Regions from separate parts of the Homo sapiens genome. Here region 2 is linked to region 1. The links are chromatin contacts, found by Hi-C or POLR2A ChIA-PET in ENCODE. All regions are on one chromosome and are shown on one strand. Each heading gives the region's core, a stretch centred on a gene start or an enhancer-like site at or near the end of the contact. The rest is flanking DNA. Distances are from core to core; before and after follow the strand shown. Region 1 has its middle 9.8 kb from the start of TRT-TGT2-1. Region 2 has its middle 160 kb from the start of HLX-AS1.

What was found. Hi-C counts contacts between places; a loop is a spot of excess contacts on that map. ChIA-PET counts read pairs that join two places held with the same protein, here RNA polymerase II (POLR2A). Pooled maps may share reads with other maps.
Region 2: a map of PC-3 shows a loop between it and region 1 (6-fold over the local background). The contact joins two enhancer-like sites. A Hi-C loop is called at or near these places in 1 of 168 maps with a recorded cell type or tissue (PC-3), 1 of 37 single-sample maps with no recorded cell type and 3 of 50 pooled maps. POLR2A ChIA-PET finds 5 or more read pairs at or near these places in 1 of 52 experiments (endothelial cell of umbilical vein).

Annotation. Positions count from the first base shown.
Region 1 is chr1:222,452,756-222,457,656 of GRCh38, forward strand. No RefSeq gene overlaps it. Among named protein-coding and RNA genes, the nearest start is that of TRT-TGT2-1, 9.8 kb to the right of the region's middle. RefSeq lists an enhancer at 2,630-2,679. Within about 2 kb of position 2,781, at least 10 of the 41 ENCODE cell types and tissues checked have a DNase peak (open chromatin) inside an H3K27ac peak, as active enhancers do.
Region 2 is chr1:221,032,835-221,037,735 of GRCh38, forward strand. No RefSeq gene overlaps it. Among named protein-coding and RNA genes, the nearest start is that of HLX-AS1, 160 kb to the left of the region's middle. Within about 2 kb of position 2,922, at least 5 of the 41 ENCODE cell types and tissues checked have a DNase peak (open chromatin) inside an H3K27ac peak, as active enhancers do.

The DNA of each region.
Region 1 (4,901 bases), core at 1,531-4,030:
CTCTGACCACGCAGGCATCCCTTCCTCAGTTGAAGTCCTGTAGCACACATCATTTCTTCTCACTGGACATGTGTGACATTTCTTCACATTATTCATTAACTTCCGTCTGTGTGAATCTTCCTCCCACAATGGTACTGGAGTTCCCTAAGGACAAGAACCATGCCTCACTCTAGATTGCCTAGCACAGTCCTTTTTGCAAAAAAGATGATTAAATAAATGTATTAAAGCACACATTTCAAGAGTAAGATGTACTAGGAAGAGCTCAGATCTGAGCTTTAAATCCCAGGTACAACATTTGCAAGTTGCATGGTTAGAAACTTCTAAGTCAGAGCTAATTACAGCTACCTGACAGGGGGGTTTTGAGTATTAAGTGAGATAATGTATATAAGGCACCTAATATGTACCTGAAGCACGGTGGGCTCTCAACAAATTCCCTTCTCCTGCCACCCTACCTGAAACTGACATAGAATGACAAGGGACAAACCTGTTAGGAGACAGGCAAAGATGATAAAGGTACTTTCCATTCCACAGCTCAGAGATCCTGTTCCAGGAAGCATCTGTCTTGACAAGGTGTGAGGACTCTAAGGGAGGCTGAAACTCTAAGGGAGACAATGAGATGCTAACAAGCTGGAAATCAGATGCATTTCAAGAACCATTTACACCCCAACAGGCTGACCTCAGAAGGGCACTCGAGACTGCCCACTGCTTTGTACTGCAGGAAGGTGAGTGTTCAACCCTAAAGAGGCGCTGGTCCAGGAAGCCCTGGTTCAGTATCCCAGTGGCTGAGGTCTGACCTGTAGCCTGTTCTCAACCAAATGGAGGAAGATGGGGGGTCACTCAGGCCCAGACCAGAAAGCAGGCTCACCGCCCTCTTACTTGCTGTCAAATTTCCTAACCAGTCATTAGAAGAGTCACTCTGTGGGACACCCAGTTGAGTCCATGCTATTAATAACATAATAAATGTGTGCAACTCAGGATAAAAATAATTCTCTGTACCTACATAGAAGGATGTGTGCATGGGCCTGTATGTCCTTTGAAGCACCATTAATGATTGAACAAGAATTCATTGCACCTTTTTTTTCCAGAGCAGCCTCTGACACTTTATAATCTGAGAAAAAAATGGCAGAACTTCTGCATCTCATGTGGAGCAGTTGAGTTTCCTGCCCACTTGTTTTCTCAGATAAACCCGAGTCAGGCTCCCAACTCTCCAGCCCACCCACCCAGGACTTTGCGCAGAGATTTGCCTTCATTTCCTCATCTGTACCCGGTGTGACAACACTTACCTTGCAGGTAGTCATGAGCATTAAATAGAGGAAACTAATCTTCCTAAAGTGCTGGTATCGTGCTTGCTGTTCCAACCCTGATAGCCATCATTACATTATTACAAGTCAAGCTGAAGGGCAGGAGAATAAATTGTAAGAATTTATTAAGCGTGGGTAGGGACCGAGTCTGGGCAGCCACAAGCAAAAATGGGAAAGGGATTCGCATGGTGGGAATGGCATTTGCCCATCTCCATTTTCGAGGCCTCTCTCTGGGTTCAACAGTTCTTCTAAGATCACATATGGCTGTCTGGCCACTTTAGTTGTAAGCTTTCTCTGCTTCCAAGAGATGTGAACTCATTTCAAGCAGCTCATTGGCAGCCCTCCTGCCCATTCTATGCATATTTTACAGAGGAGAGCTTTGAAGCTTAAGCAAAATGGCATTTGCAAGGTCACAGAGCTCACTGGTGGCAGAGCTGGGATACAGGACTATTGGATTCAAAGCCCCCCACCCACTCTTTACCTCCCTCCCCTTTCTAAAGCATGACCCACTGGAGCTTTCACGGTGGGGGCTATAGATTGTGGAAAAAAGTGGCAACATGACTGTGAACTTGCATCTGATCCAGTGATTCCAAATTCCCTTACAATTGAGGCAGAGACTCCGCCAAAGGGACTGGTGAGCCCTGTGACTGGCCCCATCACCATGACAACACTCCTGTTCCAGCGCCTCAAGGGATCTCCACTCTCCTACCTTCTCACGTAGGTGGGAAAGGTGGCGTCCTCACCTACATGTACGGCCAGGACTCCCATAATTTAAGAAGAGCCAGCTAGATCACTAAAATGGTCTCCATGCTACACGTTACAACTGCACATCTCAGCACCCAAAGCCTTCACTGGAGAGAGAAAACCGTGCCTGGGTGACTCGTGACTCGACATTGGCTCCGGACGTGTCAGTACAGAGGAACGTCGGTACCGGATCCCAGACATAGGGCTGAGCCCAGCTGGTTCTCATTCTCTTCTGGGGCCAGGCCTGCTGCTGGTTTCATTTAATTGAATATTTTGATTGTTTGATTTCTGTAGCCAGAAGCCTGTAGGCAGTAAATGCCCTTTTCCATCAGTTCAAGAAAGAAAATGTACCTGCCGAGGTAGTATCTGCTTCGCTGAGCTGCTGACTTATTTTAAGAACTAAATCTTTCCTGTTACTATATTTTTCACTCTGGGGTGTGCGCGCTCCAAGACTGACAGTAACTCAGGTCTAGGACAGGAGCGTCCTCTCGGCGATGACTTAGCGCCACCTACTGACCACTTGCTCAACAGCGGCCACGTTCAGCAACCACGGTGATCTCGACAGACACGAAAATGTTCTGTGCTCTCAACGAGAAGTTCTGCATGTATTCTTCCCTTCTCACATAGCAGAGCTTGCCTAGCAGAATTGTGCTCCTTTTATTTTTTAATATAAGTAAGTTAAGACACAGGGCTCCAGCAAGAAAGCTGAGCAAGTTCTCCATTTGGCAACTGTTTCATACTTCCCGACTTTGGCGGCTGTCATTTATAAATGATGAGCTCATGAGTGAGGAGGCTGATGCAACCCCCAGGGGCCCAAAACACAAGCATGGAGAAAGACAGCCCTCCTGTGGGATCTGATGCAATCGTCTTGTCTTCTTTAGGCTTTGATACCAGTGTTTCTAAACTTTAGGTGCAAGATTATCCTCACAGCACCTCTAAGGAGTATAAACCCCAGGGTTATTACTTACCGGTTACCACAGCAACTCATATGTAAAGAGTTGGAAAGTCCTTCCTCTGTGGTGATTGAGAGTAGACATGGAGCTGTTTGCAACCCCCTAAACACATTGCCCCCTTGCCACACAATAGCAAAAATTGAGAATTATCATCCTGTCACCACCCAGTGGCTCTGGGCCCTCAAGCTCCCAATTACTTACAGATATCTACAGCAGAGTCTCTTGACCTTCGCACCATCGGGTCAGATAGGTCTTTGTTGTTGGGAGGCTGCCTGCGCATTATGAGCATTTAGTAGTATCCTTGGCCTCTACCCACTGGTGTCACTGGCACCCCACCACTGTCCCCAAACCTCCACCCCTGTTATAACAATCAAAATACCTATAGACATTGCCAAATGTTTCCTGGGGGTACAAAATCACCTCTGCTTAAGAACCACCTATCTGGAAGGCAAATACATGGAATATAAGAAGAACAACAACAGTAATAATTACTAGTACTGCTATCATTTAAAAGGTAAAATTGCACCACCAGCTAATGGATAAGTCATCGGCTTCCTAAAAGGCACTAATTACGTGCTGAGACTTTTATGGCCTTATCTTATTTAGTCTTCACAACCAAGAAACCAGTCTGTGTTGACAAAACATTCACATTACAAGGAAACTGAAGATCAGAGATGCCAAGTAACTTGGCCAAGGGTGCAGAGCTGTCAGTGGCTGAACTACCATTTGAAACCAGACTTTCCTGACTGTAAAATCTGAGCCTGTCACCACCTCCAGATCCTGAGGTCACATAGCACAGATAGTTCTGGAACAGTCCTCACTCTCAAAAGTTCTGCCAGAGTATGCTAGCACTATTCAAATAATATATCTAGATTTAGATTTAAAGACATAAAGACTGTAGCTATCCTCTGTAAGAAATTGACCCAAAGTGTGACTGCTGTGGAGGTTTTCCAATAGGGGAATAGAGCGGGCCAGAGTCTTGGCCAGTAATTGACTGTATGGCCTTTATTTGGGGTCAGTTACTTAAGCTCTTGAAGTCTCTTCTTGTTCATATATAAGATAAAAAATTTTGTCAGAGCAATGGTACTCAACTCTGGCTGCACATTAAAATCACTTGGGTAGCTTTTTGCCATGGTTTGGATCTGTGTCCCCACCCAAATCTCATGTAATCCCCAATGTTGGAGGTGGGGCCTGGTGTGAGGTGGGATTGGATCATGGGGGCAGATTTCCCCCTTGGTACTGTCCTCAAGATACTGAGTTCTCATGAGATCTGGTTGTTTAAAAGTATGTGGCACCTCCCTTCTCTTTCTCTTTTGCTCCTGCTCCTACCGTGAAGACATATCTGCTCCCCATTTGCCTTCTGCCATAATTGTAAGTTTCCTGAGGTCTTCCCAGAAGCCAAGCAGATGCCAGCATTGTGCTTCCTGTACAGTCTGTGGAACCATGAGCCAATTAAACCTCTTTTCTTTATAAATTACCCAATCTTGGGTGTTTGTTTGTGGCAATATGAGAATAGCCTAATACAGAAAATTGGTACCAGGAGTAGGATATTGCTATAAAGATACCCAAAAATGTGAAAGCAACTTTGAAACTGGGAAATAGGCAGAGGTTGGAAGAATGTGGAGGGCTAGAAGACAGGAAGTTGAGGGAAGGTTTGGAACATCCTAGAGAGTTGTTTAATGGTTGTGATTAAAATGCTGACAGTGACGTGGACAGTGAAGTCCAGCCTGAAGATGTCTCAGATGGAAATGAGGAACTTATTGGGAATGAGTAAAGGTAACCTTTGCTATGCCTTATCAGACAGCTTAGCTGCATTATGCCCCTGCTCTAGAGATCTGTGGGACTTTGAACTTGAGAGTGGTAATTTAGGATATCTGGCAGAAGAAATTTCTAAGCAGTAAAG
Region 2 (4,901 bases), core at 1,672-4,171, 1.4 Mb before region 1:
CTGCACCAGCCCCCTTTGGCCACTAACATTTTAGCAACCCTACTCCCTCAGATGGGGAGGAGGCCTCCCAGTCACAGCCACCACAGTACAATATATTTTAAGGGCTGTAAATTTTCACCGTCAGATTTGAGCCAAGGGTGTTAAGCTCCAGAAGATACACATCTGCTTCCTACTCAGATGGTCTTTGTTGTGCTTCTTGGTAGAGGGAGAGTTGTAATGCCACAAGAATAAATCCCAAATGGGGTGTGTGTTTGCAGGGGGGTGGTAAATTATGGTGTTTTCAAAAGAAGTGCTCATGACTGCAAATATATCTAGCCTCAATTCTGCTCTTAAATTCTCTGTTTCTTTTCAGAGTTACATGATAATATTTTATTGCTCTTTAATGAACAGAGTGAGTCACTATTAAATTTCAAAAGTGAAAAATTATTTTGTAACCTGAGTCACAACCCCTGAATGTATCTCGTTTCTAAGTTTGGATTTCCAAATGTCAGGTTTTTCTAAATAGGATCACATGAATACAGGACCAGAATATAAAAGAAATGTCTAAGCAACTACTTGGGAAGGGTGGCTATAGTCCATGCCAATATATCCAGCTCATGAGTGTTTATTAAACACCCACAAGTTTGATCAAAGAATACTTAGTGTTAGATGTATCTTAATGTTCTCACTACTCTCATACCTTGTTAACCAAGAGGGAAAGATGATAGACCAATTTCAAACCTAGCAGAAATGTGAACAGATAAATATAGTAAATCCTCAATTTACAAATGAGCTTTGTTCCAAATTGTTTGTAACTGGTTCATCTGGAACTGTCCTTGCATTTTCCCATAGAGACAAAATTATAAATGGTAGTTAGGTTTCCTAGCCAGCCCAGAGAATATACTTAAGCCCTATGCAGCTGAACACTAGCATTAGAGAACTTGATCGCCAAGTTTCTGTGGAAATATGCATTTATTTATTTACTCAAATATGACTTGAGTGTTCACCTGATTGGAATACAGAGACACCCTTAGCCTCTGATGATGGGGCATCATGGTCTAATCAGGCAGTGATTGCCCATTCCTTAGTGTCTGGGTGGAAGATAACATAGTGTGTTACTTGGATACATAGGACAGTAAGCTGGAGGTGGAGGGGGTCAGGCAGGACTCTCAGAGGATGCCTGAGATGATTTTGTTTTGCTGGGAGAGAAGGATGGAATCAAGAATGGAAGTTGCTTTGGGTATGGGGAGGGGCAGGAGCATGAAAGCTTAAAATAGCTTAGCCCATTAAGGGCAAGTGGGGAGGTTGATTATCAGATAAGTGAGGGCTAGACTAATATGGATTGCCACATATGGGTTTGTATGTTCCATTTGAAGATGGGATTTCAAGTAGAAGACTGATACGATCATATTTACACTTCAAAACTTCATTTGGTCTCTGTATTAATACTGGATAGAAGAAGCCACCAGCACTGGATAAAAGAAAGCCTCAGAGCCTGCTGGAATTATCTGAGGGAAAATTGATGAGGCACTAGGGCAGGGTAGATGGGGAAGGAGAAGAAGAGATGGTTTACTGGTAGTAGGGTGTTCAATTTGACAGCACCTGAAACAGACTGGATTTTGGTGAAGGAGAACACTGGATGAATAGAAATAGCAATGCTGTACACACATGCACACACGAGGAAATGATGGGAGACAGATTTGGGAGGAGGAGGAGCTCAGTTACAGATGTGTATTTGGGTCATGACTCCACTCAGAGGGTTGGGGATGAGAGCTGGCACTCAGGAGCATCTAGAAAGGAGATCCAGAAGGTGAAAAGAAAGACAATTAGAGTGAATAAGGAGAGTCTAGAGGGGCAGCCAGGGATGCTGGACCATAGCCAGAAGACAGCAGTAGTACCCAGAAGTCAAGATGGTAAGAAATTTCAGAGAAGACAAGAGAGTGGATGGTGCAGAGACCAAGACTGAGAAATTAACATTGGAGTTAGCAGTTGGAAAGACACTGGTGTCCCAGATTCCAGTTTGGTGGAGAGGTGCTGCAGCCCTGAGGGGAGGTGAGCTTGAAGATGGTATATGGTGTGTGTGTGCATGTGTGTGTGTGTGCATGTGTGTGTGTGCGTGTGTGTGTGTGTGCATGTGTGTGAGAGCACTATTCCAGTGGAGGAGAAACCCAGTGGATGTGTCCTTGTGGTGATTAGCTGTGGAAGATGGGCAGGGCTACAGACACAAGTTATCAATAAGCTGCTAAACAACTTATCAGTCATGGTGTTACTATTACCAAAAGGACCACATTTTAACAAATTTTAAATGTGCTTCATCTCTTATCACCTTCCCACCATGTCCCTCCGCATTAGAATGCTGTCTCCACCCTTCAAAAGACCCTCTACCTTGTGCTCTTTCACTCCTCCATGCCCTGCACACGTGGTTTCATCTGTCATGAATGTCCTATGCCTCTATGCCTAGCTAGCTGTCTTTCTAAACCACCCAGCCCAAAGGCTGCCTCCTCAGGAAAGCCTCTGGTAATGCCCATGACAAAGTAGTTTCTCCTGTCTCTACTCCCTCAGTGCTCTGCTCACACTTTTGGTAAATAATAGAATGCAGCTTAAAATTACATCTCTCTCCCTTTCTGGATGGTGAATTTCAAAAACATGTTGATTCAGCTGTTCTGCGTGCCTAGTCCAGTGCTCAGCCCATGATGAGAGCTCAGGGTTTGTTTAGTGACAAGCCTTTGGCAAACTCAAAAGTTAGTTGTAAAAACTATTGGTCAGGAATGATGGACCCAAGCCTAACTGACCTGAAGCTATTGTGAAAATGGTAAAAACCAAATCCTCAGCTTTTTGGGCAGGTATATTAAGGGAGGGTGCCAAAATGCTGTCAAAGCTTTTATGTTAAGAAGTTGCATAGGTTCCTAGAGCTATGTCTTCAGTGACACTGGGCAGCCAGGATGACTCATGACCCTCGATTTAAGCATCTGGAAGAGTCAGTTTTATTTTCGGAGAAACTCTGTGTCACCTTTAGTAAAAAAAGAAAGGTACACGAGGCCTTGGCAAGAAGATCTATTTCATAAATCTGTAAAATAAATGAAGCTCTTTGGGGACATTAACTCTTCTATAACCTCTCTCGATGAGTTTGGAAAGTATTTATTATGAGATGGAGCCAATTTCAAAGTGAAGCTGAGAGAATTTTCTTTCCTGAGCTCCTCCTGGAACAGTTACGTTTAGTGATGCTAATCTATGATGATGACTCAGTGACAGGAAGTGACATTGGTCATGCGTTGGCCCCAAACAGTACTTGAGGGGAGGGAGGAGGCCAGAGGACTAAAATCCTGTGTGGTTTTCCCAGTGTTTTTACCTACATGATTGTCATCTTTCCTTTTGAATCTGTCCAGAAATTGTCAGTGAAATGAAAGATCAGTGTTACATATCATTTGGGTTTTTGGCACCAGGGATGTTTGCTTTATTTTGGGTTATATTAAATACAATTAAAATGCACTAATGGTATTATAAAAGTTTTGATTTTAAACAGTGAACTAGGAAATCATTGCAAAAAAGAGTATTACGCATGACATTAGAATATGGGGCTCCAGTTTCAGATTTTTTACTTATATCTGTATGACTTTCAGTGAGTGCATTTAACTTCTTCAAGTCTTATGACCTTACTAATGAAATATGGTAGTAACACCACATCTCAGCAGCATTCATGGAGTGCTTACTATGTGCTTGGCACTGCTTTACACGGGTTAGTTTTCCTCAATCCCTTTGATGTAGGTGTGATTGTTATCCATTGTACAGATGAGGAAATTTAAGTTTGCGGAGTACGTATACCATACTGGGATTCAAATCCAAGACTTTGTGATTCTATTACCAAGTTCCCAACTGCTCTTTTATTTTTATTTTAAAAAAACTTTTATTTTAGGTTTAGGGGTACATGTGCAGGTTTATTATATAGGTAAACTTGTGTCATGGGGGTTTGATATACAGATTATTTCATCACCCAAGTGCTAAGCCTACTACCCATTAGTTACCTTTTCCTGCTCCTCTCCCTCCCCGTACCCTCCACCCTCTGGTAGGCCTCAGTGTCTGTTGTTCCCTTCTTTGTGTCCATGTGTTCTTATCATTTAGCTCCCACTTATAAGTAAGGATATGTGGTATTTGATTTTCTGTTCCTGCAGTAGTATGACAAGGATAATGGTCTCTAGCTCTATCATTCCTGCAAAGAACATGATCTCCTTTTTTATAACTGCATAGTATTCCATGGTGTATATGTACCACATTTTTTTATCCAGTCTTCCATTGATGGACATTTAGGTTGATTCCACGTCTTTGCTATTGTGATAATGATGCAATGAATATACACATGCATATGTCTTTATGATAGACCAATTTATATCCTTTCGGTAAATACCCAGTAATGGGATATTGGGTTGAACATTATTTCTGTTGTTAGGTCTTTAAGGAATTGCCACACTGTCTTCAGCAATGGCTGAATTAATTTAGACTCCCACCAACAGTGTGTAAGCATTTCTTTTTCTCTACAACATCGCCAGCATCTGTTATTTTTTGACTTCTTAATAATAGCCATTCTGACTGATGTGAGATAGTATCTTATTGTGGTTTTGATTTGCATTTCTCTAATGATCAGTGATGTTGAGCTTTTTTTCATATGTTTGTTGGCTGCATGTAGGTCTTCTTTTGAGAATTATCTGTTCATGTCCTTTGCCCACTTTTAATGCGGTTGTTTTATTTTCTTGTAAATTTGTTTAAGTGCCTTATAGATGCTGGATATTAGACCTTTGTCAGATGCATGGCTTGCCAAACTTTTCTCCCATTCTGTCAGCTGTCAGTTTGCTCTTTTAATGGTTTCTTTTGCTGTGCAGAAGCTCTTTAGTTCAACTAGATTCAATTTTCCAATTTTTGTTTTTGTT